Linked DNA regions of Homo sapiens: all the other regions are linked to region 2. The links are chromatin loops, found by intact Hi-C in ENCODE. Cell type or tissue: B cell. All regions are shown on one strand. Region 1 has its middle 67 kb from the start of RASGEF1B. Region 2 overlaps HNRNPD (heterogeneous nuclear ribonucleoprotein D). Region 3 has its middle 370 kb from the start of RASGEF1B. Region 4 overlaps LOC105377308 (a long non-coding RNA gene).

The links. Peaks named below come from ENCODE experiments on the same cell type or tissue, not always from the same donor. Only the 100,000 strongest peaks of a DNase experiment are listed, where the experiment ranks them.
Region 1: a loop joins it to region 2, with 14 times the contacts of the local background. A loop is called at or near these places in 17 of 110 quality-filtered maps.
Region 3: a loop joins it to region 2, with 6 times the contacts of the local background. A loop is called at or near these places in 3 of 110 quality-filtered maps.
Region 4: it touches region 2 in a loop (5-fold over the local background); 5 of 110 quality-filtered maps call a loop at or near these places.

What each region holds. Positions count from the first base shown.
Region 1 is chr4:81,401,070-81,409,069 of GRCh38, forward strand. No RefSeq gene overlaps it. Among named protein-coding and RNA genes, the nearest start is that of RASGEF1B, 67 kb to the right of the region's middle. In B cell, CTCF peaks have their summits at 4,970 and 5,173 (motif pointing right); a DNase peak (open chromatin) is centred at 4,922; H3K4me3 peaks cover 292 bases.
Region 2 is chr4:82,356,700-82,364,699 of GRCh38, forward strand. HNRNPD (heterogeneous nuclear ribonucleoprotein D) reads right to left here. Exons shown (of 9, transcript NM_031370.3): 3 at 2,772-2,940; 4 at 1,960-2,121; 5 at 614-745; 6 at 97-196. Among named protein-coding and RNA genes, the nearest start is that of HNRNPD, 13 kb to the right of the region's middle. RefSeq lists an enhancer at 5,890-5,939. In B cell, CTCF peaks have their summits at 4,043 (motif pointing left) and 4,242; DNase peaks (open chromatin) are centred at 4,062 and 6,092; H3K27ac peaks cover 7,592 bases.
Region 3 is chr4:81,841,579-81,849,578 of GRCh38, forward strand. No RefSeq gene overlaps it. Among named protein-coding and RNA genes, the nearest start is that of RASGEF1B, 370 kb to the left of the region's middle. In B cell, a CTCF peak has its summit at 3,323; a DNase peak (open chromatin) is centred at 3,303.
Region 4 is chr4:82,265,147-82,273,146 of GRCh38, forward strand. All of the region lies in intron 1 of LOC105377308 (a long non-coding RNA gene), which reads right to left. Among named protein-coding and RNA genes, the nearest start is that of HNRNPD, 100 kb to the right of the region's middle. In B cell, CTCF peaks have their summits at 3,627 (motif pointing left) and 3,826; DNase peaks (open chromatin) are centred at 3,625 and 7,125; H3K27ac peaks cover 832 bases.

The sequences.
Region 1 (8,000 bases), 960 kb before region 2:
AGCAACAAGCCCCGCTGCTCCCTTGCTGTCTTCCTGTCCCACAAGGTTAATCCATCTGGGAGCTCCCATATGTGAAGAAGAGTCTATCCCAGTGGTTCTCAGCCCCTTTGAAATCTAAAATATAATATACTTTCAGTAGCCAGTGTACAGGCAGGTGAGTCCGTGGACACACTGATTCAGACACTGCTAGCATTCCGGCCTTGTGCATTACCTTCATTCACTGCCCTCGGTGGCCTCTGGTCCTAAAGTTTCAAATTATTGGACTAGCTGATTTCTTTACATGTATTAAAATATATCCATTATGGAAAATGTAATGAAGAAATTTGTCTAGATAAATAAACATACAGATGAGAGTCACTATCAGCTAAAGATCAACCAGATATTCTGATTAAACATCTCTGAAGTGAGACATTTGTTTCCAATGAGAAAATATGTTTTCATTCACCAAATTCACCGGCATGACATACGATTTAGGACGCATCTGTTAAAGAGTGAGACTCTGAAGACCACATGTGTGTAAAGTTGAACATGCAGGGTTGGTGGCCACTGCCAGGGTTTTGCAGCTTTCTTTTTGGATATGTGCCACCTTCTCCCTTGCTAAGCTTGACCTTCTCCTTTTAACACCACTGTAATGAGTGGGCACATTAATCCTGGAGAACTTGGTAAATGCACTTTTGGAGTCAAGTACAGGAACACTTAATATCACTGTATCACTCTAAGGACATCTTGTCCTCTCATTGCCTGCTTCTCCAGATTGGTAAAAGAGAAAAGACGACATGTTGGAAGTTTACCGTAATTTATGTTGAATAAATTATTTGTAAAACAAATGGAACATCCAATCACATTAGGCTCAAAAAACTTAACTCAGAGAGCGAGACATTGGAAATCAAAGAATCAGATGCCCCATGTCACAGAAAAAGCCTGCTACAGCAGAAGCACCACAATGTCCATGTGTCATATAGTGTCGAGAAATGGGGCAAGCACAGATAAATCAGGGTCCCAGGGCTCCATTTTCACTTCCTCCAACTTGGCTGTTTTGCTTTTTATTTATTTATTTATGTATTTTTTTTAGATGCAATACAGTTGGGATAAAACTAACAACACACTTATGTGTGTCAGGTTGTTCTTTTTCTTTTTAAGAGAAGCACAAGAAAGGAAATACTAACAGACAAGGGAAGCCCCGGCCAGGTTTGCCCTGCTTAGTACCTTAGCCCCACAGCATTCAGACACATAATAGACAGCACAGTCTCCAATTGCCTATCTTTGTCTTCAGTTCTATAACAGGAAAGAGGAGGAAGACAGCAGAAATTAGCCTGAGAGAGAATGTAAATAAATGAAGGAGAAATAAAAGGTGTTTATTCTAGGGAGGGAGAGCCCACAGTTGAGGAATATGCAAGGCAGAAGGAGGGGAGAGAGGAAACAGAGAAGGGAGAGAGGAAACAATGAGTTAAAATTCAGATGCCAAAGGCCCCCAGCAGATGACACAGGACAGCGATGCAGGGGTCAGAGAGGGAGTGGTGAGGACTGCAGGGAAATGGAGAACACAAGCCCCACCAACTCAGCCCAACGTCCCTTTATCAAGAGAGACTGTGGGCTTGGGGTTGCTAGATCTTCTGATTTTTCTCAAAATCAGTTTGAAATCCAAACTTTTATGTGAATTTTTCCAGTTTCTAAATATTAGCAAAACATTGTTCATCATAAAAAAAAAAAAAACAACTGCAGGGCAGTGTTGACCCAAGGGCCACCAGTGTGTAACTCTGTGGTAAGCCAAGAAAGGGTGAAGGAAGGGGCAGACACCTGTCAGATGGGAATGGACTGATTTGATTTCCGCAAAGCAGAAGGGTGGCTAAAGAACAAGAATAAAGAGAGAGAGTTGGAAAAAGGAAGGAAGGAGGGAAGGAAGGAAGGAAGGAAGGAAGGAAGGAAGGAAGGAAGGAAGGAAGGAAGGAAGGAAGGAAAGAAGGAAGGAAGGAAGGAAGGAAGGAAAGAAATCCAAGCAGGACAAAAGATAATCAGAGTGCTGCGGTGGTGGCTGGGACATGGGTGTTGGAGCCTGGCAATGCTAGTTTGAATGCCAGCTTTTGCTGGGCATGCTACTTGACCTCTGTGGGCTTCCACTTTCTGGTCTGAGAGCAGGGGAATGATGCTTTCTTTGCATGGTTGGTGAGATGATTAGATGAGATATGCTATATGGGCATGGCTGGCACACACTCAATGCTTCGTAGATGTTGGGCTATGTTTCATTTTTTCCTTTGGTAGATGGGACAGTTGGGTCCCAAGAGGACCAAATTCTTACACTCTGGGAAGCCATTTAGCAGACCTCAAACATTTTGAGGGATTACAAATCTTTTTAAAAACTCTATGAAATACGTGGACTTTCTCCTCAGAAATATAGACATAGCAAAACACATACACAGGCACATACACATACACATAGAGTTTACATACCATTTCAGAAGATCACAGGTCCTCTGAAACCCAGCCATGAACTCCAGGTCAGGATCGCTGGCTTACAGTAATTCTGCTCCAGTACACTGGAAAAGAGTAAGCACATGGCAACTGGTCTCTCGTGTTCATGACAACAGATCCTGACCCAGATTATGGGATTAAAATCTGGGGCATGTGTGAGCATATGTGTTACATGTGCCTTGCTAGTGCAGGCTGACTTGTCCTGGCCCCAGCATCCTAGGAAGGAAACTGCGCATACCTCCTGCTTAAACGATCCACATCTGATCCACATCTGATTGATTCTGGTTTCCAGGAAGCCAGAAGACCATAGGCTGCAGAGATGGAATTGAGTGGGAGGCAAACTGCATTTGCCACTAAGTGATAGCGATCTGAGGAATGCTTCCCTACGTGACTTGTGAGTGACGGAGACAAGAGGGGTTACTGGGCCCAAGGGTGGGCACGCTGTGATATTTGGAATATCATTCAGGGAGAAACCAGGAAACTGAGGCAGTAATGGAGACTAGGTTTCCCTGAGGAGGAGACCACCTCTCCCTGAAGGCCATGCCCTCTATGTACTAACAAAACACTACCATGTAACAGTTGACAAAGCAGGACCACGACATCCACTCGCCTTGCCCAGAGAATGCTTTAACCTTTGTGAAGTAATTTTCTGAGACTTCAGATATCCCACCTAAGCACATTCCTTATCTCACAGAAATTGCTATACTTGATACAGAAATGGCTTTAACATGTAATTGCTTTTTCTTCTGTATTTACCTATAACTCAAGACTAAGGCTTTCTATTTTCTACACGTTCCATATATACATATGAAAAGTCTATGATTGTATAGTTCTTAGATGTTGTCAGTTGAAGAGAAGCAAGGCCAAAAATCACAAGGAGGAAAGATACTGTGAAAATGGAAGTGGGGGTGGATCTAAGGAGATCCCAGGCTGATGGAAGAAGCACTGGCCTCCTCTGCTGGATGTTTGGGAGAGGTGGAGAGGGGACATCTCCCAGAACCTCCAGAGCCCTTCAATACCCGCCAGGGCTGATGTGGGGAAGTGTGTTTCTCCTTAACTACCTAAGGATGAAAGAAGGCAGCACTTGAGACCTGTGGGAAATGAGGGCAATCTTTTGGGAAATTTCAGTCCTGGAGGGATTTCTAGGTTTTCAGTTCAGGGGTTATCATTTTTAGAGGTGTTAACTTTAGAAAATTGAAATCAATGGCCCTGTTTCTTATTCGTTGTCAAAAACTAAAATTTCATGTGAGATATTTTTCCAGTTTGACAATCTATTGCTCCCTTTACCACTGTAAAGAAACAGGAGGAAAAGTAATATGTAAGCAGGGGTTCCATATTCTTCTAAAGTAGATAAGGTTTGGACTGTGTCCCTGGCCTCTTTATGGGAAATCTGTGTTTTGTGGATCTCGCGGCCTCACCTGCATTCAGGATCTGCCTTGTGTGTATGAGGAGCACCAAAGGAAGTGGCGACCTACAAAACGCAGCCTGCAGGGAGGAAGTAGAAGTGGAGGATTTAAACAGGAGCTGAGTTAGACGAATCTTCAATTTGACCAAACTTCTTAATTGGGCTCAAAAAACTAGAAATTGTCAGAGAGAGGGATGAGGAGGATTCAAGGTCTAGAAAAGTATGTTCCTTTACAAAAATAAAAATGTATTTTTGCTGCTCTGCATTTTATGGACTGCCATGACTATGAAACAGCACAAGTCCAGGCACGGTGGGTCACACCTATAATCCTAGCACTTGGGAGGCCAAGGTGGGTGGTTTGTCTGAGCCTAGGAGTTTGAGACCAACCTGGATAACATGGCAAAAACCTGCCTTTACAAAAAATACAAAAAAATTAGCTGTACATGGTGGCATGCACCTGTAGCCCCAGCTGCTCTGGAGGCTGAGGTGGGAGGATCGCTTGTGCCCGGGGCGATTGAGGCTGCAGTGAGCTGAGATCACACCCCTGCACTCCAGCCTGGATGACAGAGTGAGATCCCTTCTTAAAAAAAAAAAAGAAAGAAAAGAGAAAGAGAAAGAAAAAGAAAAAGGAAAAGAAAGAAAGAAGGAAAGAAAGTAAAGAAAAAGAAGAGGAAAAATAGCACAGCAGCCACACACACTTTAGTGTAAAAAAAGAGGCAAATAATAAAGGAAAATAATACTTCTTTTGTTCTATACGTGTTATTATGCCCATTTGCACATTTTCCAGATAAGGAAACTAACAAATTACCCAAAGTCACACAGAAGTGAACAAAGAACAATTGAAAAGTAATGTATGCCATTTGCCTACAAAAAAAGGGAGGACAGAAATATTAAAGATTAATTCTTCTGGCTTGACAATTTTACTCAGGGATAAATTCCTACTTAAAAGAGTACAAGTTTCTCTTCACAAAGTTAATACGTGATTTCTCACTTGCTCTCGGGACTTCTTTTCACATCTCCCACAAGGTGGCAGCATTTCTCCAATGATATAACCATCATCAACTAGGGCTACAGGGATTGCACAATAGAGCCAGGAGTAGAAATCAGGAGAATAATTAATATAGAACTTATAAATACAGAAAAGGTTACAAAATTGTGATAGTACCCTAATTAAATAAAGGCTTTTAAACCCAGTAATTACTTTGAAGGTTAGTATCTTCCAGCCTCCCTGCCGCTTAGAAAAATATTCATATTAAATTCTTTTAGCGCTATCCTTGTTTCCACCACTTGATGGCAATAAAGACCCCTTAAATACTGAATGTTCATTTTTCTTTTTGGAAAGTTGGAAGGTCTGTTTGAAAAATTCAGCAGTCTACTCCTTTATCCATACTTTCCAGTTTCATCCTGTTCAAGATGCTGAGTGTTCTTCTGGAAGTAGAATGCCCCAACCATTCCCTGGGTCGATCGCCTTTGCAGGAATTCACGGAATGATACTTTCTCCTTGATTTTTCTAATAAATTTAGTAATTTTCTACCGCCAATCCCCACCCGTCCACAATAAACTAAAACTTCTCGGATTTTTTTCTTAAAATAGCTCCGAACTACCAACTCATTGCTGTTTGGCCCTATCCCATCCACACAGGTAACTCCTATGACCTGTATCTATAGTCCACCGCAGGTTTTGAGACACTGACACTTTGTAAAATACAGCTCCAGCTGGGCGCGCTGGCTCATGCCTGTAATCCCAGCACTTCAGGAGGCCGAGGCGGGCAGATCACCTAAGGTCAGGAGTTCAAGACCTGACCTACATGGCGAAACCCGGTATCTACTAAAAATACAAAAATTAGCCGGGCATGGTGGTGGACACCTGTAATCCCAACTACCTGAGAGGCTGAGGCAGGAGAATCGCTTGAACCCGGGAGGCAGAGGTTACAGTGAGCTGAGATCACGCCATTTCTCTCCAGCCTGGGCGACAGAGCAAGACTCTGTCTCAAAAATAAATAAATAAATAAATAAATAAATAAATAATAAATAAATAAAATACAACTCCAAACTGATTGTCTCTAGTGGAGCAAGCAGCACCGAAATGATTCCTTGAAGATGAGACTCTGTCCTGGCATTCTGTGTGACACCGGCTTTTAGACTGCAGCTAAGAACCTAGCACAATGCCATCACTCAATATGAGTTTATTGAATAAATGCGTGATTGGGAAATTATTATTTAATCCTTAGTGTCAGTGATGTCGATGGTAAATTTCCTGAGAAAAGGGACACTTTCAGTACCACTGTTTAGAAATGGGCTTACCACTGCCCCATTGATCTCGGAAGATGATGATAGGAGGGGTGAGTCAGTATCACATAGGAGAAAGGGAGAATTTGTAAGTGATGGGGAGTCAATGACACAACTCTTGGTGTGCTTTCAGAGTAGTGGTGATAGACTGCACTGACCCATGCTTACTCTCTAGGCTGGTATGCCTCCTCCAGGATCAACAGTAGCCTTGAATGCCATGTCAAGGCTGCTGTGGATTTTTTTTTCCTTATACATCAAGATGCTATCTATTGCTTTGGCCTTTTTAGCAATAATTTTTTGGCTTTTGTTGGAAAGTAACAATAAAGATGATTCAGGAAGGCCACTCAGGCAATGAAGGAAAGGAAAGGATAGAGGCTGGGGCCCATGAGGTGTGAATGGGGAAAGCTGAAGAGCTGGTTCCTTTGTAGCTCCTTAAGTACTTAAAGTTTACTGAAGAAAGGGATGGAGGATGGATGGATGGATGGATGGATGGATGGATGGATGGATGGATGGATGCGAGTTGTCCTAAGAAATGAAGTAGTCTTCATTAAATCATTTCGATTTCTACTTATTTGGGGGAATTTTCTGTGATGGTAATTCAGGATGCTCTATTTATTTTGTCTACTGTGTTACTGTACAGATTGTATCTTTGTGCCGAGTGAAGCAATTTGACTTCTTGGCATTCACATCATACACGCTTGGTGTTTGTAGACAGTTATCATATCATTAGTCATTGCCTAGTTAATTCTGCTTTCATGTTTCTACATAAATGAATCCCTCCCACTCCCTCAGTAATGTCTGTCCTTACTCTCTGATCTTCTTCCAGTATTTCTATCTCCTTCAGGCCCCTGAGCATCTCACTGACAACCTATTGTTTCAGGTAAAATACCAGAGTTATCCAGAAGAAAAAAAAATGTGCTGTGTGGATTCAGGGAAGAGTTAACACTTTTCGTATAGTTCCAAAGTCAAAATCAGAAACAAAGAAACTTCATAACTGGCTCCCATATTTGTATAAGATGTCCAAACTGTTTTTTTAGTACTTGACTATTTGCTAGTTACACCCATAACAGAAATTTTGAAAGTATGCCTCTACAATATATTATAGTACATTTAATGCCTTTCTCCCCCATAATACTGAACAGGGACCATAACTTTTTGTAAAAGGACTTGCAGAAAGATCCAAGGAGAGGGGAGGAAATGGGATGGCGATCACAGGAAGAGGCCTTAAGCTTGGACAGGAAGAGACTGCCCTCTGAGAGCCCTGGGAAATAGCCACGGTGGGGGCGGACAGAGATAAGGTGGAAAGAAGGGCGGGGAGTAGATGGAGGCAGACGGAAGATGAGTTGATTTACCATTGTTGACATCAATTTTCTTCATGAATAAGGAAGCGAGATTGTTGGCTGAGAGTGAGTAGCAATGAGGTTGGGAAGAGTTGAAGAAAGTGAACGCTGGAACAGCCATGGGCAGAGGGAAGAATTTAGGACCTAACTGAAACTGGAATCCCTCCCTTTGGAGTGGATTTAATCTGAAATTCCAGTGGGTTTTTTTTTCCAGCATGCCAACTATATTATCAATACGTATTCATTTTGTTAAATATTCTCGGTCCTCCTCTCTTCTCCATCCTACTACTCTCTTGCTACAGGTTTCATTTTTTGTTTGCTCCTGATTTATTATTACCTCCAGTCTCACCTTGCCAGTCCTTCTTCCTCTAGCTGCTGGAGTGACAATTTTCACAACCAAATATTACAGCCAATGCCGTCATCCACCAGTTAAACCCAGCTGAGCACAGACACATGAACAAGCCTAGTATAGACCAGGAGATGAGGCTGGAGAGCGAG
Region 2 (8,000 bases):
GGTTCACTAAAGTCAGAAGATCAGCAAAGATCTTTACTTCAGGATAATTAAAAAGCAGAAAAGCTTAAGATAGAGTAAACTTAGGCTCTAGCTTACCACCACCTCTTCCACGAGCTCTTCCTGCAAATCCTCCTCTAGATCCCCACTGTTGCTGTTGCTGATATTGTTCCTTCGACATGGCTACTTTTATTTCACACTAAAAGAGAAAAATTACATTATTAAACTGACTCAAGAAAATAAAAGTTGCTAAATAAGTTTCTAATAACCAGAATAGCCAACATGTTTAAATAGAGTAGGCTAATTTGAAACTTTCCTCAGTCAGTTTATTAATTAAACCAATATTTAGTACTTAAGAGTAATCACTTATGAGTACTTGCTAGTGATGTTACTTCATTTTACTTGTCAAGTTCTAAAAACTATTTTTGTGAAAGCCTAGACAAAAACACTAACAAATGTGTCCATCCTGCTCCCCACAAAAAGTTGGTCAATGGTAAGTAACCAATGAGAAGTTTTTAAAGCATGCAAAGAACTTAAGCCTTTACAGAGAAAGATAAATGGTTAAGCTCTTTACAACAGCTAGTTTTCTCTACAAGTAAATGGATGCTTAACTTACTTTACTAAGACCAACATTGTGGTATTTCTTTTCCATTATCTTCTTCACTGGTTCTTCTTCCTTAAAGGTAATAAAGCAGAACCCACGCCTCTTATTGGTCTTGTTGTCCATGGGGAGCTCTATGGATTCCACCTGGTATTAAAAAACAAATTTTAATATGCTAACATGCATTTTATTGACCTTAAAAGAAACACAAGTTTAGAGGGGGGAAAACACACAAAGAAAACATGTATTTGGCACTGAAGTTCTAGTCTCCTGTTTCTCCCTATTTATTCTAATCCTTTTAAGGAATTCTTCAAATTAGAACACCCATTCCATCTAAGGTCTTCACAACTATTTACAAAAATAAGCTTTACCACGCACTGACATTTACTACCTAACTCAAGGGTCACAAATTCAAATGCCCACAAAGAACAAGAAGAAAACAGTCAAATCTAAGAAAAACAGAATAAAAATGTATTTGAGAGAAAACAGGAAGTAGGGTGGTGAGGACTACTAAAAACTGGAGAGCATATGCCCAAACCAAGATGGAAGCTACTACTCAGTTTGAGAGATGCTGCCGTACAGGAGGGCAGCGTCAGTTCCCATGTTGCGTGCTCTTGCAAGTATTTTTTAAAAAGCTAGATACTGAGTTTTGTGGGCAATATCTCAAATCCTCAACACTAAAAAAGCACTTATTGTTTCAATCAAGCAATAAATGTCTGTGGGACGTATCTGGAGCCCAAGGCCACAAATTTCTCAACTTTCATTAATTCATAAAAGAAACCTCTATTATCTACCTATTTCACTAATGAGTCTAAGTTTGTTTTACTTTTAATTGAGACGGGGTCCCACTATGTTGTCCAGGATGGTCTTCATCTCCTGGTCTCCAGTAATCCACCCACTTCGGCCTCCCAAGTGCTGGGATTACTACAGGCATGAGCCATCGCGTCCAGCCTCACTAATGAGTCTATAATGATTAGTCTCATTAAATTTGCACTTACACATGCATTTCAACTGATAAGGCACTACACCCTATTCTTAATTCCTTTCCTATTTTCAACAAAAGTCTCCTTCTAATCTAGATTTCTTCCTCTTAATTGTCTGTATTTAAGAATGTTTGTCTATTTCATCTTTGTATACTCTACCCCAGCAATACTCTGCATAGAGTAGGTGCTCAATGAGAAAAACACATTATCCAACCTTCAAAGACCTGCTAATGAAGTATTTACAATATCCTTATTCCAAAACAGATCACATAATCTACCCTAACAGCTTTGAAAAGCCAAGTGACTCTGAGTCCATAATGGGACAATCACATTCACACTAATTTTGACATAAACTGGGTCAAAACATTTATAACATACCTCACCAAAACCACCAAAGTACTCCCTTATTTTCTCTTCAGGTGTATCTGGAGAAAGGCCACCAACAAAAATTTTTTTAACCGGCTCTTTTGTTTTCATGGCTTTGGCCCTTTTAGGATCAATCACCTTCCCATTCAATTTATGTTCTTTTTGATCCATGACCTAAGGAAATTGAAGTTTTCATTTAAAAAATATATATCTTAACTGAAGTTCAGAGACTATTAACTTACTTAAAAATAACTATAAATACAGATAATGCCAAGCATATGTTGACTTGCTCAAGATTAAACTGTCAAGTCATGGTGGTGATGTAACATCAACTAACATATACTGTTTAAATCTAAAGGTAAGAATGGTAGGACATACACAAATTTAACCAATTACTAGATAACCATTACCTTCAATATATACAAACATGACTGCTACTTCCCTTTAGCACTATATACAAACATAACTGCTACTTCCCTTTAGCCCAGGATCAAAATAATGATTCAGTTAAAAGTTGCTTGCCTAACAAAATTTCAAAATATGGACTTCTGTGAATTGCTAAAACACATCCTTTTAACTAGGCATCTTTAAGTCTATAGTATCTTTAAAGTTAATTTCAAAATTTAGCAGAGCCTGGAACACAAATTATTCAGGAAATAATTCCTGAACCTACCTCTATCTTCATAAAACGTATTGGGGCAAGAACTATTCTTCCTTCCTATACTATCAAAATGGGGAACCACAAATAGGCAAACTCATTGTATCAAACTATCCATATGTTAATATTTTATATTATTAACTGATCAGAACACGTAACACACTACCTTATCTACACTCTCCGATTCTTTAAATAGCACAAAGCCAAAACCCCTTGATCGCCCTGTGATAGGATCTAACTTCAGAGTGCAGTCTACAACTTCACCAAATTTGGAAAAGTAGTCCTTCAGATCTTTCTTTGTAGTGTCCCAGCTAAGGCCTCCTATAAACATTTTCCTGTAAAGACAAAAAGCAGTATTAAAATGCTTAAAAAAAATTGCCTTAAATATTATCCACATCAATAACACACCTTTTCCAAACTGCACCAGTTTACTGGGCAGTATATTAAAACATCATTCTTCCTACATAACCACACATCAGGAACATCCTATTCCAAAAAGCTGGCTTATTACTGCTGCTCCCAAATAATTACAAAATAGTGAGCAAGCAGCAAATTAAGTCTTTCAACTTGCTAAAAGATAAACATATACCCAAAGTAAAAATACTGTACATAAAAGTTTTCCTTAGATTAAAAAGTTAACAGCAAAAAAACCAGAATCTTAGCTTCAAATTTCTCTTCCAAATGTTCATTAAACTTGTTAAAATGCTATGCAGTTCCCCACTGATCTCAGCAACCAGCATTGGTGTCTATGCTGAAGCTCCTTTTCTATTTTAACAGTTCTCTCATTAACAAAACTCTTAGCACATAAAATGGAAAATTCTACATCTCACAATTAAGTTGTGAGCCAATTTTTTTGATGTGCTAAGAGTCCTTAAGACAAAAGTAATGTGCAATATAAACAATTTAGTGAAAATTATCCATTGAAGTACAATCCACTAATTAACTTAGATGATTCGTTTACAGTAGAACCTCAGTTAACCAGCAATAAAGTATTTAAGCCTTTAAAATGCAGAAAGTGATGGGTGGTAAGCGGAAATCCACCAAGACACTCTAAGACCAAACGTATATACTCAAAATAAAATATTTTAAGGCGAAATCTTACTAACATTACAGCAAAACACCAGAAAGTTCAGATCTGGCAGCTTTACATAGGCTCCCTTTGTACAAAAATAAATAAATAAATAAATAAAAAGCTATCCTATACCTAACCTTCTTTCTACCCTTTAAAAAGACAGGACTGGAGGTTTTTAATTTTAAGGGTAAACTGTCAGAATTTGTTACATAATGGCTAAAAATGTCACCATGGGAATCAAATCAGACTTGCTCAACATTTTCTCTTCTTTTTAACTGGGGAAGGGTCATGGGTGGGGACTGGGATGTGACACTAACTCAGCTCTATAAAGAAATTAAAGGCCTTTCATTAGGAAACATCTCCATCTTGTGGGCTTTTAAGATACTGCCACTAAGGCCCATTCTTGGAATAAAAGGCCAATTAACTGTCCCTTGAATTAGGGTCTTTCTTCACTTCCTCCAAGATACCTGATTAACTGAGGTGTTACTGATCTTACTATCCTACCACAGTCTTGTTTTACTTCTAGTGACAAAGCAAACTTTCAGTGCAGAGTAAGTCTTAGGTATATACTGCGCTTCCCACTTCAGGTTAGCTTTTCAACTTACATGTATTCTAGAGCTGGGCCATTTATATGCTTAATGTTCAGGACTTCCTCAAAGTTTCCAGGCTTGAAGTAGCATTTATAAAACAACTTTGGCATTTTATAATCAAATGAACAAAAATACCCATAATGTTTTGTGTATTTGAAATGTTTACTTCTTGCCAATTTCATGGAAGAAATTTGAGTTATTTTCTCAATATACATTTTCTTTAATTTGAATAGTGTGTACCTTCTAATATACAATCTTTATTTACATAATTTGCTATAAACACCTTATTTTTAACTTACAGGTCCAGAATACTTCCTTCACAGACAGAAGTTATTTACCAACATTCACCCTGTAAAGGTGAGTACACTATATTTTTAATGAGAAAGAGAACTGACTATAAAGCAATGACCTCTTGCTAAGATGACCATAAGTTCCACAACAGAAATAACTTCAATTAAGTTGAGATTTAACTATTAAATTACCCTTTCCATGATTATTACAGAAATTTCTCAATAATAACTAACAAACTTTGAAAGTATTTCAGCCTGAACACAACAGTTCTAACAAAAACATTTTTTAAGCTGTTGAAAGGCAAGAAAATTCTCTGTCTGGTCTATTCAGATATGGAGACAGAACTAGTTTTGATTTTATTTAACCAAAAAGCAATGTTTATATTGGGAAAATACCCTTAATTTAAAATTATTAAGAAACAGAAAACAATTACAAAGAAATAAATTAAAACACCAAGAATGAGGTATGTGGTATTATTCTGAAGCCCCAAATGTTTTTCAGACAAGAAGCAGATTTTCTTAAATATCACCTAAGCATATCATCAGCTGGCCCAGCAAAGTGCTCTCCAAACGTACTCCCCACCTTTAGTATGGTAGTTGTTTAATATGCCTACCTTAGAGCTACAAGGGTTCACTGAAGATGCTATCCCTCCTAAACTAATAATCAAATATCAATTATCCAGAATATTAAAAACTTCAGCTATCCAGCACTTTTGGAGAATAAGGAGCCAAGTATTATTCCACCTCCCTTAAAGCACCGCCTGCCCTCTCTAATCTTTCCCCAATTGTTTTTAACCTTCAATCATTTGAAATGAGATTTTTTTCTAACAGCATCACACTTTTCTGCCTTCTTATACTTCAAATACAGTAATCATAATTTAACACTATGGCTCAGACATCACTATTATGCTGATTTAGAATATCCACAGGGTCTTCTAAAATTAGCTATTAATACACCAAGTCCATCTCATTTCTTCACAAGTTCTACTTTTCATTTTTGCCAGATCACCAGTTGCTGTTCTAAAAAGTCTCCCTTCCGTTTTGCAGAGTAAGTAGCCAGCTGTCAAACTTTTCAAATTCTGTGTAAAGTAGAAGTCTCTAAGCAAGCACCTAAGTGGCTCGTCTTTGAGACAAACGTATTAATATTTTGGCAGCCCAAGAACACTCTGGCTTTTTCTTCTGTTCTAATCAAAAAAGGTTGTTGTTCTCAGGGTATGCTTAGGCTTTAAAAAAAAAAAAATGGTTGCTGACCAAATAGGTGAATATGCTACAATGAACACAAACTGGACCAATTCTATTCCATCTTTACTAAATGGAACATATTAATTCCATTCCATCTTTTTCTGTTTTTGGTTGCTTAGTTTTTGAGACAGTCTCACTCTGTCGCCCAAGCTGGAGCGCAGTGGCACAATCTCAGCTCACTGCAACCTCTGCCTCCCAGGTTCAAGTGATTCTCATTCCTCAGCCTCCGTGGGAGGGATTACAGGCTGCACCACCACGCCTGACTTGATTTTTGCATTTTTAGTAGAGACGGGGTTTCCCCTCGTTGGCCAGGCTGGTCTTGAACTCCTGGCCTCAAGTGATCCGCCCGCTCCAGCCTCCCAAACTGCTGGGATTACAGGCGGAAGCTACCATACCCAGCCCCAAACTCTAACTTTATAGTACAATGGGGAAAAGTCTGCTTATCTTAATTATGGATAAATGGGCACTTAGTCTCTACAATGTTGGCATACATGCTCTCCCTCAAACTGATGGCATAATGATTTTATATATATATGTGTGTGTGTGTGTGTATATATATATATATATACATTTACAAATACTTATTTTTTTCTTTTTAAACAGAGTCTCACTCTGTCGCCCGGGCTGGAGTGCAATGGCATGATCTAGGCTCACTGCAACCTCCACCTCCCGGGTTCAAGCAATTCTCCTGCCTCAGCCTCCTGAGTAGCTGGGATAACAGGTGCATGCCACCATGCCAGGCTAATTTTTTTTTGCACTTTTAGTAGAGATGGGGTTTCACCATATTGGTCAGGCTGGTCTCGAACTCCTGACCTCGTGATCCACCTGCCTCGGCCTCCCAAATTAGAGGCGCGAGCCACCATGCCCGGCTAAATTATCTACATATTTTCTATGACTGTATCTTGCTTTTAAAGCACATGTACTGTCTGTCCAGATTACCTCTGCTGCCTTGAATACAAAGCATTTCATATTGCTGTCACTCCTGCGTAGTGCAAACACTTTCCAATGAAGTAGACAGAACTTCAGAAAATACCCTAAGGAGCCATGTTAAAAACGACCAAGACTTGTTCAACTAGCAACAAAGATGGCCCCTAACGCTGCAATAAGTTTAAACTTTGATCCTTAGTTCTAAGTGAATCAATCCCAATTAAAATGCAGGACTTCATCTACTGTATTTTATTAACATAGTTGAGTATCTTAATCCTAGCTGTGAACTAAATATTCAGCACCCCAAGGCTGAATATGGTATTCAGTTTAAAACACCTACTCCACAACAGAAGTCTCCTTGCTTTCACATTGGCTTCCACCAAATTGTAAAATTAAATGACAAGCATAAAGTTATACAACTCAGCATAGATAACTATCCAAGTGATATGCAGTATCATTCAGGAATTTAGGCTCCTTTGTGGGACATTTTATCATCTTTTAAAGCAAGTTAAGTTTAGAGGCAATAAAGACAAAATGCCGGGGTTTAAACCCTACTGCTGCCTTTTTTTAAGACAGGGTCTCACTCTGTCTCCCAGGCTGGAGTGCACTGGCTCCATGACAGCTCATTGCAGCCTTGACCTCCTGGGCTCAGTTGGTCCTCCCACCTCAGCCTCACCAGTAGCTCGGACTACAGGCACCCACCAACACACCCGGCTAATATTTTTGCAGAGATCAGGTTTTACTATGTCGCCCAGGCTAGTCTTCCAACTCCTGGGCTCAAGCTGCCCACCTCAGCCTCCCAAAGTGCTGGAATTCCAAACATGAACCACTCCACCTGGCCCCCTGCCTCTTACTAATTGTGTAACATTAAGAAAAAATATTAAAGTCCAAGATTGTTTTCCCATCTGTAAAAAGAGCATACCTCAGATATTTGCAGAGGGTTAAAACTAGTTAACACACTTAAAGGACACAGAATAGTCTGACACACATCCTAAATGATTGATAGAAGTTACTATTTTGAAGGGGTAAAGCACTATAAGCACTATCTAAACATAATTTAATAAAGCAAACTTTTTATTTACTCAATGGCTTAATTTTTTAAAACTGCATAGGCTTTATAAACTTTCCAACATTAAAAGGAAAAGGCCACAATGAGTTTTATATAAACATATTCTAATATTTTCAATGCTGCCAACTTGAAATAACCCAGAAATTTTTAAATAGTCCATGTAAAAAAATATATAAACTAAAAATTAGGTGGTATTTCAACTAAG
Region 3 (8,000 bases), 520 kb before region 2:
ATAGCCAATAGATGTTTGATAAAATAATGAATGAATCACTAGTTTAATAGTGTAAGGCTGATTAGAGATATAGTTAGGCACCACCAGTGTATATAAGGATAGTCAAAGCCACAGATATGACTGAGATTGCCTAGGAAAGTGTTTAATTATAAGAAATAAGGAACTGAAGGAAGCCCCAGAAAACACTGATATTTATTAAGATGAATAGAAAGAAGAGCCAGCCAAGGAAATTGAGAAAAGGTAGTCGGAGGAGTAGGAAAAGAGCCAGACGAGAATGTCGTCACAGAACAAGCCCAGGAAACAATCCCTCCCAGTCTCCCAAATCAGGACTAAAATTTTCTATCTCCTCCCACCTCACATCATACTTATCCCTATCACAGTGCTTATCATCATACACTTAACTGTCTACTTACCTGTAACTCTCATAGAATATTAGTTCCTCAAAGACAGGGACTCTGTCATATTGACGGCGTATCCTCTGTACTTGGCATAGTACATGACACATAGCCAGTGTTCAATAAATATTTGTAGAATGATTGAAGGGATAAATGATTAAATAAACGAGTGAGATGCAACTAAGAAATCACATAAGAACTGAAAGAGGTCCCCAATTTTAGTATTCAGAAAGATATTGGGTGACTCTGGTCTTAACGTTTTGCCACATATACCCATACTCTCATTGGTTTCACATTGGAATGTCCAAGAATTTGAAATAAAATAAAAAGCCTCATGGCTTGTCACTTGGCCTTCCTTCCCAGAGTGATCACTTTGACGATGGATGGATGGCTCTGAATAGGTGCAAATAGTTTTCATTCAATGGTTTTCAACCAGATAACACATAATAGAGTCATTATGTCCCTTAAGAGATTGAAAGTTAAATATATCATTTCAAAATTGCTTCAGCATATATAGTATCATCTTTAAGCCAAAGAAATTTTAAACAATGGTAATCAACTCATGCCTTGGTGATCTCAAATTTTCAGCTATTATTTCCTGTACATGTTGCAGTCATATGCCCACTATTTGAGAAATCATTGTGAAATGGGACAACAGAATATTTATCATCATAAGATCCTAAGTTGCTGATATAAAAAGTATTTCTATAATAAACCCCAAGACAAATGAATGGAACAGAACCGCTGACAGATTGCTAATGTTTCATTTTTAGATTTACAAATGAGGGGAACCTGTAAAAGGAGGATTGAAAATGGAAAACATAAGTACATCCTGTAGACAACAAATGCCCTTCAGGATATGAGGTAGGGAATTAAAAGGCAATGCATTTCAGCAGTTTCTGAGAGTTGCTGGGAATTGAAATTTAGGTACCTCTGGCCTGTGAAAACACAGTGACAATCAGTAAGCTGTTTTCTTCTCTCTCTGCCCTTGTCTTTACCAGTGAGTGCCATTTGAACGCAGAGGACTGTCAAAGCAAAGATGTACGAAAGGAAGTTGCTCTTCATTTCTCAGCCTTGCCCCTTGGGAAGTAAAGGGACATTGACTAAGCATTTCCTATCAACTGCATCTTGCCTACAGCCTGGATCTCCAGGACACTTATGGACTCTGACAGAAACCATAACATAGAGCTGATAAACTAGCTTTCTATAAGGAAGAGACTTGGAGGAAATATTCCTTGGGGTTTTATTTTTATTTTTTTATTTTTTTGGTTGGGGGTTGTTTGTTTCAATTCAAGGCATTTTGAAAACTGTCTCCTCAAGTGGTCTACCAGAAGACTAAGGGGATCCAAACACTCTACATGAGTTTGACACACCCCATGCTGTCTCTTGCAGAGCACCATTACTCTCTGGAGAAGCAATTCACCTCTCGGAGACATCGAGTTCTGGTTCTACCCTTTTGATCACAAAGATTGAGACTAGAGTTCAGAAAAATCATTCTTAGGTTGTTTAATCAAAGATTTTTAATCAATATTTTTAAAGGATTGTCAGAAAACTACATTATTCAAAGAGGGCTGAGTTCTATATGTTAGAAAAATGTTCTGGTATTAAAGGGAACGGTAAAATATCAATGTAACAGGGTAGGAAAAGTCTAAGATTTATAATCAGAAATACACCATTTCAAACAGTGACCCGTACTAGTAGTATGACAAGTTACAAGTTGTACAAGTTACTGACCTTTCTAGGCCTCGGTTTTCTCACCCATAAAATAGAAAGAAAAAAAGCCCACTTTCCAGCATATGAGTATTAAATACATCATATTCGCAAAGTGCATACGTCCAGACTATACTGGACATTCAATAAATATTATTATCTCTTCCACTCTTAACTCCCTACAAAATTTTATTAGAGGCCAGGCACGTTAGCTCATGCCTGTTATCCCAGCACTTTGGGAGGATCACTTGAGGCCAGGAGTTCAAGACCAGCCTGGCCAACATGGCGAAACCCCGTTTCTACTAAAAATACAAAAATTAGCCAGGTGTGATGACGCATGGCTGTAATCCCAGCTACTCAAGAGGCTGAGGCACAAGAACCACTTGAACCCGGGAGGTGGAGGTTGCAGTGAGCCGAGATCACACCATTGAACTCCAGCCTGGGCAACAGAGCAAGACTCTAAAAATACAATAAAATAAAATGAAAAAAATTTTAAAAATTGATTAGAAAACGAAGTTCCCCTGTCAAACAACTCTTTAAGACAACCCTGAACTCTAATAAATTCAGATGGATACATTATAATATCAGATACAATATTTTATCAAATTAAAAGTTGATTATGAGATATCACTAAGAAAGAGAAGTGCTACCAATATAATTGTATGTTGCTATTAATTATATAAAGCATCATAATTTCAGAAATGTTAAAATATAAAATATGTGCATATTTTTGTAAAATCAATAAAATACATTAAAGTGTCTAGGATTTTAGATAAGCTTGGAAATACAACAGACACAAGAAACAGAAAACAAAGAGACCCGTATTTCCTCCTATTGCTTAATCTCTTATCTTTGGAGGAAAGAAAAATCATTAAGGTGCAGGCCTGAGAGTCAAGCAATTGCTCAGTTAAGAGTTCCTTTAAATACCAGTTTACTTGGTTTATACCAGTGACTAGATACACAGAAACAACATTTGAGGGAAAAGGCATATGGAAGGAAGAAATAAAGAGCATTTTGTGTTTTACCGCCTTCTTTAAAAATCTTAATTTCAAGGTTTTTTAATACTTTGGTTTAAGTACTTAAGGTATGTAGTTCTAAATCTATAAGGAGATTAAATGGTAGTTTTCAAAGCTTGTAGAACAACACACACATAGAGCACTCCTGACCACTTAGTTATGTAACCTATAGCGACATTTAGTGGTGGTGCCCGCAAATTACAACTAGGTGTCCCAAAGGGGTAGGACAATTGTTTGTATAAAATGACTCAACAAAATTCTCCTTTATCATAGTGTGAGTGATGTCGCATAATCCTGCCCAGAAGGTTATTAAGAGGTCTTCTGGAGGTGGTGCTAGAGGTGGTAGAAGCTATGTCATTGCAATCTTACATTTGAGAACTAAACACTGACCTTTTTCTTCTCTTGCCCAAATTTGTATCTAAGGGGACTGGTGGGTTACACCCTACAATCCATAATGTCTCATCAAAGGGGTTTTATTTAACCCTATATAATGTGGCTCACTTTCCAACCTGACTCTGGCATAACATCACACGACAGATAAAGAAGGAAATCAAAGTAGTTCAAGCCCAAATATGTTTTATTTGCCATGTCCTGAAATAGTCCTGCAAAGCTGACTGATTTGGGGAAAATCTACATTCTGAAGAGAATCCCCTTGCTTTTCCTTCCTTTTTCCTGATCTAGGAGAAAGAAATCAACTCTGATAAGAAACATTTATAATCTATTATCTCTAAAGTCAGCTCTCTGGAGACCTCCTCTGCATAAGATAAGGGGTTGGTTGGTGTCCACAACTCCTTATCTTAACCAAGACATTCTTTTCTATTGAGTCAAGGCCTTTAAACTCTTTAACTCTTTAAACCAATTGCCAATCAGAAAATCCTTGAATCTACCTATGACCTGGAAGCCCTCGATTCCAGTGGTCCTGCCTTTCCTGACCAAACCAATGTATCTCTTACAAATACTGGCTGACGCCTTGTGTCTCCCTAAAATGTATAAAATCAAACTGTATCCTGACCACCTTGGGTACATGTTCTCAGGATCTCTTGAGGGCTATGTCACACGTCACTGGTCTTTGATATCTGGCTCAGAATAAATTCCTTCAAAATATTTTAGAGTTTGACTCTTTTCATTGACATATTTTACATAGTTTGGTATTTTCTGCATATGCTTTTCTCCATAATAGAATCATGGTGCTGGAAGAGACCCTAGGGACTATCTAATCCAATTCTCCCATTTGCAGATGATAAAGCTGTGACTCAAATATGCTAGCCAAAGGTCACACAGCTAGGAAGGGGCAGTTTCAGGCCTTGCCAAGAATTCTAAATGCATTGCTCTTGCAATTAAATGGCTTTGTCATTCATACAGCGCAGATTAGAGTATTGGCTATAGTTTTCAACGCTTATTCATTGAGCATTTAATATAAAATCAAGTATATTAAAAAGATATTTACGGCTCTGTTAGAAAGTTTAAGATGAATTAGGGATTAGTACATAAAAAACAAAGTCCATGAAAACTAATAGTTAAACATACAGTTTTGACAACTCTACGAGATAGATACAGTTACTATGACCATTTTACAGTTCAAGAAATTGAGACAAAGTATTATTGGTAACTACTAAGTCCAAAAAAAGAAAAAAACTATAAAAGTTACATAGAAAAGTAAATGCAATCATATTGTAATACATGGCTCAGCTGTTAAGTGATAGTAACACAGGCTCAATGATAGAAGCTACAACTTTCAAACAATCATGTTTGGAAGACAAGAGGGGAAGTATGTGTTGAAGAACAGGGCGAGGGAGACAGAGATAGGGGATGTAAGAAAACTCATCAGTTTCTGTAGAAGGCATGAATAGACATCTAAAACTAGCTGGACATGGTAGCTCATGCCTGTAATTCTGGCACTTTGGGAGGCCGAGGCAGGAGAATCACTTGAGCCCAGGAGTTTGAGACCAGCCTGGGCCACACAGCAAGACCCTAAACTCAACAAAAAACTAAAAAATAAGCCAGGCATGGTGGCACAGACGTAATCCCAACTACTCGGAGGGAGGCTGAGGTGGGAGGATTGCTTGAGCCCAGGAGGTTGAGGCTGCAGTGAGCCATGATAGTGCCACTGCACTCCAGTCTGAGTGACAGAGCAAGACCCTGTCTCAGAAAAAGAAAATATCCAAAATTGAAAAATTAACACAAAAAATAACATAAGCACAGGGATGTTTGTATAGAGGTGAATCCAAATGAAAAATGGAAAAGGGAGTTGAAGTGATTGCCTACAGAGAATAGTAGGTATTAAGAGCAGGGAGAGGTGGAATGAAATACTACTGTTTTTAATTATAAGGTTTGTAGGACTGTTTGATGCTTTAAAATATGTACTTTTATGATATGAGAAAATATAAAATCAAATTTAAAAACTAAAACATAATATAGGCAAATCACTAAAAATATTGCTTTCAAATTATGTGTAAAAAAGACAACCATGTTTCACAAGCATCTCTAAATAAGCTGAAACAGAACATTTTACACAATGATCTCTTTATGTTATCTGCACAAGATGTAAAACATCAACCAGTGGCCCATACTCAAAGGCCTTATTCCTATAAGTAAAAGGCAAATCAACTCACATTCCTATATTTTAAGTTGAAATAGAGTATTTGTGGGTGTATGTATCATTTTTTATGATTCTCCTCTTTGACTGACTTTTTGAAATCACTGACCAACACCCCAATGGCATTAGTGTAGCCTTGGCTGCTGCAGTGCCCTGCCCACATCTCCTCCTCAGGACTGGAGCACTCACTCCTTCAGCTGCTGGGACTGTTAGTAGAAGATGGCTCTCAGCTGAGTTATTTTCTAGTGATTGCCTTTAGCCAGCATGCTGCCTAGCCCAAGGTCACTAGACCTTTCCAATAATAGTGGTATAAAGACTCGGTCCTCTCGACCCAAGGCAGAGCAACTCTAAGGTGCCGCTCAGCTTCAGAACTCTCCCACGGATCAGCTGGGGCCTCCATTGCAGCTGCTCAGCCTGCTTCCTGCTCCCTCTTTTCTACAGGTGTTGATCTCATCCTCAGAGCACTCCCCAATAAACTTCTTGCACACAAATCCCCATGTCAGTGTGTGTTTCCAGGGAATCTGAAGACAGTCCAGTAAGAGCCTTTTTACTGTTCTACTAGGTACAATAATATTATTATTTTAGTTTAAGAGATATTAAAGACAAAGTCTCTTGACTCTTTTACCTTCCTTTATTTAACTTCCTTTTTCAGAGTTTTAAATGGTGCATGCCATGTGCATTAATCTTATCTTACATAGCAGAGTGAAATTTATCTTTAATGTTTAAGATAAATATTAAACTTATTTAATATTTAATATAATTTACTATTTGAATGTCTACTATATACAAAGTACAGTGAAAAGTGAGGAAGGGGAGGGCAGAAGAATCCACAATGAGTAAGCAAATGAATCAAATGTGGTTTTTTCCCTCCTTGAAGAGTTTATAATTTGGTAGAAGAGATAAAAATGTACACTAATTACTGTAATCACTGGAATGTAACAAAGAAGTAAAAAGTGCTATGGAAGTTCAGAGAGAAGATAATTTTGTTGGTTTTGTATTTGGTTAGGGTGGAAGAAGTGAAGGGTTGTTAAAATTTCCCTTCTTAACCTACTTCACATCAGCTAGCCTTTCAACACTAGATTGGAGTTCGTTGGATGAAAAAGGCAGAAAAGTGATTTAAGGCAGATGTAACAGACAAGAGTAAAGGCTTAGAGGTTACAAAGGGTGGTGGTGTTTGGGTAATAACTATTATACTAACAGAGTTTAACTGGAGCACTGTAGGTACGAAACAGACAAGCAAAGTGAATGCCAGAAGGGGGAATCTGTCTAGAAACGTATCCTCTTCTTCTGTTACAACCACCAAATCAGGCAGATCTTCTTCTGTCATACCCGCCCAATCAGACATTCTAGGACAGGAACAGTGGCTTTGACCAAGCCAAAGATCATCGCCTTTCAATGTGTCATTAGGAAGGCTGGGGACTGCCCCCCTGGGTTCCAGGCCATCTGGGCCGCCGTGAGGCTCCTGCCCACTACAGATGCATTTGCTTTTCCATTGAGCTATTGCCAAAGTCCCAGAGGGATTCTCATTCAAAGGTTTTCCAAAGAATTGCTTTTAATACACTATTACATTATAATTTAAATAGCCTCTTGTAGGGTAAATGCACATGACAGCAATAACTGAAGCATACTTTTAGAATGACCCTGTATGGCAGATGCACCTGAATCTGTATTCCAAGCTAGGGAATTAGGGAGTGGCCAACCTGGACATTAGTTCCCTGTCTATGAGAAACACAGGAGCCCCCAAGCCCCATTCTGTGGAACACAGACCATAACAGAGAATTGAGGCCTTGAGTTTTCAGCTTGATGAAGGTTAAAGGGGGAGATCGTTAGCGGGAGTGTTCTGTGAAAATGCTGTATGAACTGCATGCTGTTTGCAAGCACTGTGGTTTTCCTACCCAGCCCGCCACCACTGGGTCAAGTGGATATGTTGTCTGGTCCACCACCACTGGACTATTTCTGTATGTAAGGTGGGGTTCTCCTATCTAGCCGCCACCACTGAACTCTCTCCCCTGTATGTAATCCCCTCATAAAACCCCATGTCTCATTTGCTGGTTCTAGGTCTCTTCTTCAGCCTCTTGAACCTGATGCCTTTCCTGTTGAGGTTAATAGTTGTTTAACACAACATCTCTCCAGGAAAAAAAAAAAAAAAATTAAACTTTTTCATCAGCCAAATTTCAAATTTCTACAAAGTATCTTTTAGTATTTGCTATCATAATTTTCTCATAGAATATTTTGATTATCTATTTTTCTAAATGTACTCTTTTGTAAAGATCTCCGTAATTT
Region 4 (8,000 bases), 92 kb before region 2:
AAAATCTTACAACTCCACCTTAGCCTTCACTTCCTGCTTGTACAGAATCTCAAGATAAACCAGAGTTGAGAGCTTAGCTTAGAGTCTTCTCAATTCTTTTCTAAGCGTGCTTACAGCCCTTTCATGTAAATGACCTTCCAGATACCAGGAATATATTAAAGCTTTGCAAAGCCCCTATGCATATTTCATTCTCCAGTTAGTCCTTTTAAGCTTTTTGTTAGTCTATTTTGCCCCAGTTATTGTCCATCACCTCAGGCAACTTTGTAGGCAAAGTTAAAACACTTGCCTACAATTGTCTTTTACAATGCCCCCTAGGACAGAAAGGGACTTAACACTGAGTGAGTTCTCAGTCAGCCTTATAGGTGGGGTCTTCTAGGGAACCATCAGACAAGTTGGATGACAATTCTTAGAGCACAAGGCTTGGAAAGAGTTATAGACCCACTCTGGTGGCTGCCCCCAAAAATATGGGTTGTTACTTTTTAAGGCTATTGCATAGCTGGAAAGTAGAAGGTGGGACTAGGGTTAGTTCAACCACTGTGGAAGACAGTGTGGCAATTCCTCAAGGATCTAGAACTGGAAATACCATTTGACCCAGCAATCCCATTACTGGGTATATACCCAAAGGATTATAAATCATGCTGCTATAAAGACACATGCACATGTATGTTTATTGTGGCATTATTCACAATAGCAAAGACTTGGAACCAACCCAAATGGATTAAGAAAATGTGGCACATAAACACCACGGAATACTATGCAGCCATAAAAAATGATGAGTTCATGTCCTTTGTAGGGACAGGGATGAAGTTGGAAACCATCATTCTGAGCAAACTATTGCAAGGACAGAAAAACAAACACCGCATGTTCTCACTCATAGGTGGGAATTGAACAATGAGAACACTTGGACACAGGGTAGGGAACATCACACACCAGAGCCTGTTGTGGGGTGGAGGAAGTGGGGAGGGATAGCATTAGGAGATATACCTAATGTAAATGATGAGTTAATGGGTGCAGCACACCAACATAGCACATGTATACATATGTAACAAACCTGCACGTTGTGCACATGTGCCCTAGAACTTAAAGTATAATAAAAAAAAATGCCACAGACTTCACTGTTCTTACTGAGATGCAGCCATTTTTCTTAAATAAATGTTCCCTGGTTTGCTACAAGCTGTTAGTTAATTTCTGGAGTTCTGAAAATGTTAATTCTGAATAATTTTGCCAGTTTTTTCATTTCTCTTATGGAAGGGAAAATTTTGAGAGGTCCTTACTCAGCCATTTTTGCTGACATTCTCCCACAATGTTTTTTAAGACAAAAATAATCCAAATCGTGGCTAAGTACAAAAGCACTAGTAGCTAGATATCAGCATCATGGAAATGGAGGGCTACAGGTTGCGAAATAATGAAGACATAACAAAGAGCCCATGTCTTCTGTGAAATTGCCCCATAAGGCCCATTCAGAATATCCATGAATTTCCAATACCTCTTCATCCTCTTTTAATTAAACCTACTATTCCTTAAAAACCAGCACCCCAAGATAAATGAGAATAAGCTAATTCAGTCTTATTGATTCCCTGTTTTGTTTAATTACTAGAGTTCTGATTTGTTTAATTGCTAGAGATTGCTTTCTACTATTTTTACTGCAAATGTGCCTTGACTTAGCTACAATATTGCTGCAGAGAAATGTGCTCTACATTCCAAACAATCAACTTTACAAACTTTTGAAACCAAATAAATTTGATAACAAAGAATCAGCTGTATGCAATTAATGACAGAAGCCAATAATGTAAAAATTAGGTGATGTAGGCTTGTAGATTACCAGAGACCTCAGATGGAAGTAAGACTTAAGCTAGATGTTGAAAGATGGAGAAAGAATTAGGAGAACATGGGAAAGATTGTATAACCACAAGCTTCCAGTCTGTCACTGGCATAATATAATCTCAGGTAAGTGAGTAAACTAAATTGGCTATGGTAGTGATTAACATGGGGAGGAGAAGAAGGTTAAAGTAAGGAAAACACTGGAGTTGGAGAATGCAATAGAAAACCTTAAACAACATGTAGAGAATTTGGGTTTTGTTTGTTTGTTTGTTTGTTTGTTTGTTTTTGAGATAGGGTCTCATTATGTTGCCCAGGCTGATCTTGAACTCCTGGGCTCAAGTGATCCTCCCACCTCAGCCTCCCAAAGTGCTGGGATTATAGGCATGAGCCACCATGCCCAGCCATGTAGAGAATTTTTGACTCAACTTGTAGAACAATGGTTTACAATTGCTTTCTCTCCTCCAATACACCTGAGAGATGCAATCATTTCCAGTAATAGCAGTGGCTCACTATTCAAAAGGTCCTCAACTATGAGGAAGAGATAGTAAGAATGTTATTGAAATAACTGAGAGGAAGAGATTTCAAAAAGCCCCACTCAGGATTCTGATATGCCTCCCTTCACCATCCTACCCCTCCACACCTCCCTGGGAATGAAAAGCCACGGGAGACCTTAGAAGACAGTGCCCTTTTGAAAGTGTTACGACTGTATTTCATGGTTTAATGACCTAATTTCCTAAACATTAGGCAAATCTGTTTCAACACTTTCCAAAATGTAATTCATAGTATACTCATCTCGTAAGATACCATCTATTAAAAATTAAGCCAGACATGACGACATGCACCTATAGTCCAAACTACTCAAAAAACTAAGGTGGGAGAATTGCTTGAGCACTGGAGTTCAGGTGTGGGCAAGATAGTGAGACCTTGTCTCTAAAATAAAATAAAATAAAATAAATTCAGTCCACATAAGCTGGGAAAGCCCACATAGCATAGCCCCTTCTATCAGAATTTCACCAACTATATTAACATGCCTAATGAAGGACCTAAGGACTCCCACAGTAAAGAAAACTGTTTAATTTTTTCAATCCACACACACATTTGATGACAAATCTTATTCTTACAGAATACCTATTAACACTCTAGTATTGCACAGGAAAAGCTGAGAAACTCCAGTCTACATTGGCTTCTTTGTGACCGGGGACATGTCACATGTGGTTCTGTGCTTGCCTCAGATCTGCTTATGCAAGACAATATAACAGGAAGTGGTATTCCTTCCTCTCTCCAGAAACCCCACTCCCTACAGCACTCCCCTGGCCAGGCTTCATTTGCCTCTTTAAATCCTAGTGCAGAGATGAGCTAAGCCCAGTCCTCTCTCCCATCCTTCAGGTCCCCACTTGGCTTTATTCAGTACAGATGTGTGATCAAGGCTCCTGGGTTCCTCAGTGTTTTTCTGGGAATCTCACCAATACTTACCCGCTGCATCTGAGCTAAGTAACTGAGCTGGCCCAAAAAGAAACCAGCGTGGAGAACATGATGGCACTTGTGGGTCTTCTTGTGTAATTAACTAAAGGACAGGAATGGGCTGTGGAAAGCTGCAGTGCAGGGGACAAAAGATAAGAACAAGCCTGTCTGAGCCTGAATGAGTTACAAAAGAGAGCAAGGCAGACAAGAATGAAGATGAGAAATGACCTTCTTCCCAGCTCTCATTTCCTTCCTCTGTAAAATCCCTGAGTGTCCTCTTCAATTCTTCCCTAGCACAACTGTAGGCTGCTTTCTCCCTCAACGCTGTGCTCTGTGCTCCCTCTGCTGGCTCTCACATGCCAGCTACATTTAAAACAACCACAGGATAGTACAATGCCCACATTTGGGTGGCCTTCAGCAATGTTTCCCACTTGTACATGCTGTCTTAAATTTGGCTATACTTCTTAGCAAAAAATGAAAATTCAACCTCTTTTGTATTATAAAAAAAAAGTGGAGACAGGAAGGGAATGATTAAATAAATTATTGTACTTCATACTATGAAATGCAGCCACTTAATTTGTGTCCACAACTGTGTGAGGTACTGAGGATAAAAAGATTTGGTAATACATGGTCCCCGCTCTCAGGAAATTTACAAGCTAGTGAGGGGAGACTGACATATAACACACTTTTCAAAACGAAGAATTTTAGAAAATTCCTATAACATATGCCTTAAATGATGACTCAAACATGTCCTCTAAACGTATAAAGAGGTACCTCACACAGTCCAGGCTGGACTTTCTTAAATATTCATCTTGGGCTCGGTGCAGTGGCTCACGCCTATAATCCCAGCACTCGAGGCTGAGGCAGTTCGAGCTTGAGCTGAGGAGTTCGAGACCAGTCTGGGCAACATGGTGAAACCCCGTCTCTACAAAAAAAAAAAATACCCCAAAAATTGGCCAGGCATGGTGGCACATGCCTGTAGTCCCAGCTACTCAGGAGGCTGAGGCAGGAGAATCGCTTGAACCAGGGAGGCAGAGGTTGCAGTGAGCTGAGATCGCACCACTGCACTCCAGCCTGGGTGACAGACACCTCATCGAAAGAAAGAGAGACACAGAGAGAGAGAGAACTAATGGCTTTGTGTGAATGTTTTCACCATGATTTAGGCAAAGAACAGAAGCCCATCATGTTGAGTTTCACAATTGGTAGCTGGTGCAGAAGGTTCAGGTAGCAAATGACTGTTTTTGGATTTGGGATATATGGTATTTCTGAAGGTCAAAGGAAATATTTGATACAACCACTCTGTAATCACAGGTTTGTAGTGTTCCTGACCAGCCCATCTCACACGCACCCTTCCCCACACACACACCCAACACTTCAAATAACTCTTTTTATAGATTTTTTATTATTTATATTAATATACCTTCCATAAAGTTTTGTAAATATAGACCCAGGTGTGGGTCGGGTGCCGTGGCTCATGCTTGTAATCCCAGCCCTCTGGGAGGCTGAGGCAGGAGGACTGCTTGAGCCCAGGAGTTCAAGGCCAGCCTGGGCAACAGGATGAAATCCTATCTCTACAAAAAGAATACAAAAATTAGCCAGACATGATGGTGCACGCCTGTAATCCCAGCACTTTGGGAGGCCGAGGCGGGCGCATTACTTGAGGTCAGGAGTTTGAGACAAGCCTGACCAACATGGCGAAACCCCGTCTCTACTAAAAATACAAAGAATTATCCTGGTGGGATGGTGCATGCCTGTAATCCCAGCTACTTGGGAGACTGAGGTGAGAGGATCGCTTGAGCCCAAGAGGAGAAGTTGCAGTGAGCCGAGATCGTGCCACTGCACTCCAGCCTGGGCGATAGAGTGAGACTTGGTCTCAAAAAAAAAAAAAAAAGAAAAGGAAGAAATTAAAAAAAAAATGTAATGTGCATCTTAATGGATAGATTTGGTTACATGAAAATATGAAACCATCATGATCATAACTGCCATCTGTTACGGCTACCCCCATTATGGACACCTACTAAGGGCCAGTCACTATATGCTTTATGCTTTATATGCCTTAGCTCATTTTATGAATTAGGCACAGAGATGAGCCTAAGGAACAAAGTGTAGTTCAGAGATGCAAAGTAAGGATTCAAATCCAGGTATGCTTGATGCCAAAGTCCCTTCAGTGTCTTCTTACTACGCTACCTTGAATCATTATCCAGTTTCCACAAATACTGTTACCTGAGGTTTCCTCCACTGGTTGCTAAGCATAGTGGAAAAGACTAATATGACAGTCAGCAATAGTATCCTATGTCATGTTCATGCTGAGCAAAGCTCTTTGAGCTCTATGGGAAGCCGCTGGCCTTAAGGAAATTAAAATATAATGGAGCACGGACTATATGCAAATAATTAAATATAGCTAATAGATTTTCTACATGCCAAAATTAGCCAGTTTGAAAACCTTATGGAGAACAAATTCCATTAACAAGAACAGCCAAAATATCCCAGAATAAATGTAACAAAAATTTGTCAAGCCTTTATGAAAAAGATCATAGGAAGTCAGTAGAATAAACAGAAAGACAACTCATGTTTCTAGATGGGAAGACTCAATGACTGAATATTGTAAATATATTAATTATCTCCAAATTGTTAAATGTAAAGTCATTTAAGCTACAATTACCGAATCATTGTGATATTAGCACAGAAATGAGCACAGAAATCAACCCTAAAGTCCAATGAACAATATATATATATAGAACAATATACAATATATATAAAGTCATATATATATATAAAGTCATATATATATATGGGACTTTAACCTACGGTAAAAGTGGCATTTCAAATTACTGTGGAAGCCAGATGCAGTGGTTCATGCCTATAATTTCAGCTAGTTGGGAGGCTGAGATGGAAGGATGGAGCCAGGAGTTCGAGGCTGTAGTGAGTGATGATAACCCCACTGCACTGCAGCCTGGGTGATAAGAGTGAGACCCCATCCCTCAAAAAAAAAAAATGAGTGGGGAAAGGATATTCAGTAAGTCTTATAAAATAGTTGGCAGTAGGATTCTGTGGCAAGATGGCCAAATAGGAACAGCTCCGGTCTGCAGCTCCCAGTGAGATCAACACAGAAGGCAGGTGATTTCTGCATTTCCAACTGAGGTACCTGGTTCATCTCATTGGGACTGGTTGGACAGTGGGTGCAGCCCACAGAGGGTGAGCCAAAGCACAGTGGGGCATCGCCTCACCCGGGAAGTGCAAGGGATCGGGGAATTTTCTCCCCCACCTAAAGGAAGCCGTGAGGGACTGAGCCTGAGGAACGCCGGCACAGATACTATGCTTGTCCCACTGTTTTCACAACCTGCAAACCAGGAGATTCCCTCCGGTGCCCACCCCACGAGGGCCCTGGGTTTCAAGCACAAAACTGGGTGGCCATTTGGGCAGACACCGAACTAGCTACAGGAGTTCTTTTTTTCCATACCCCAGTGTTACCTGGAATGCTAGAAAGACAGAACCGCTGACTCCACTGGAAAGGGGTGCTGAAGCCAGGGAGCCAAGTGATCTGGCTAAACAGGCCCCACTCCCACGGAGCCCAGCAAACTAAGATCCACGGGCTTGAAATTCTCGCCGCTAGCACAGCAGCAGTCTGAGATCAACCTGGGATGTTCCAGCTTGGTGAGGGGAGGGGTGCCTGCCATTGCTGAGGCTTGAGTAGGTGGTTTTACACTCACAGTGTAAACAAAGCTGCTGGGAAGTTCAAACTGGGTGGAGCCCACAGCAGCTCAGCAAGGCTGCTGTGGCCAGACTGCCAGATTTCCCTTCTCTGAGCAGGGCATCTCTGAAAAAAAGGCAGCAGACCCAGTCAGGGACTTATAGATAAAACCCCCATCTCCCTGGGGACAGAGCACCTGGGGAAAGGGGCAGCTGTGGGCAAAGCTTCAGCAGACTTAAACGTCCCTGCCTGATGGCTCTGAAGAGAGCAGCGGACCTCTCAGCAGAGCGTTCAAGCTCTGCTAAGGGTCAGACTGCCTCCTCAAGTACGTCCCTGACCCCCATGTATCCTGACTGGGGGACACCTCCCAGTAGGGGCCGACAGACACCTCACACAGGAGAGCACTGGCTGGCATCTGACAGGTGCCCCTCTGGAACAAAGCTTCCAGAGGAAAGATCATGCGGCAAAATTTGCTGTTCTGCAGCCTCCGCTGTTGATACCCAGGCAAACAGGTTTGGGAGTGGACCTCCAGCAAACTCCAGCAGATGGGCAGCAGGGGGCCTGTCAGAAGGAAAACTAACAAACAGAAAGAAATAGCATGTCCACTCAAAGACTCCATCCAAAGGTCACCAACATCAAAGACCAAAGGTAGATAAATCCACAAAGATGGGCAGAAACCAGTGCAAAAGGCTGAAAATTCCAAAAACCAGAACGCCTCTTCTCCTCCAAAGGATCACATCTCCTCGCCAGCAAGGGAACAAAACTGGACAGAGAATGAGTTTGACAAATTGACAGAAGTAGTTTTCAGAAGGTGGGTAATAACAAACTCCTCTGAGCTGAAGGAGCATGTTCTAACCCAATGCAAGGAAGCTAAGAACCTTGAAAAAAGGTTAGACAAATGGCTAACTAGAATAACCAGTGTAGAGAAGAACACAAATGACCTGAGGGAGCTAAAAAACACAGCACGACAACTTCGTGAAACATACACACGTTTCAATAGCTGAATCAATCAAACAAAAGAAAGGAT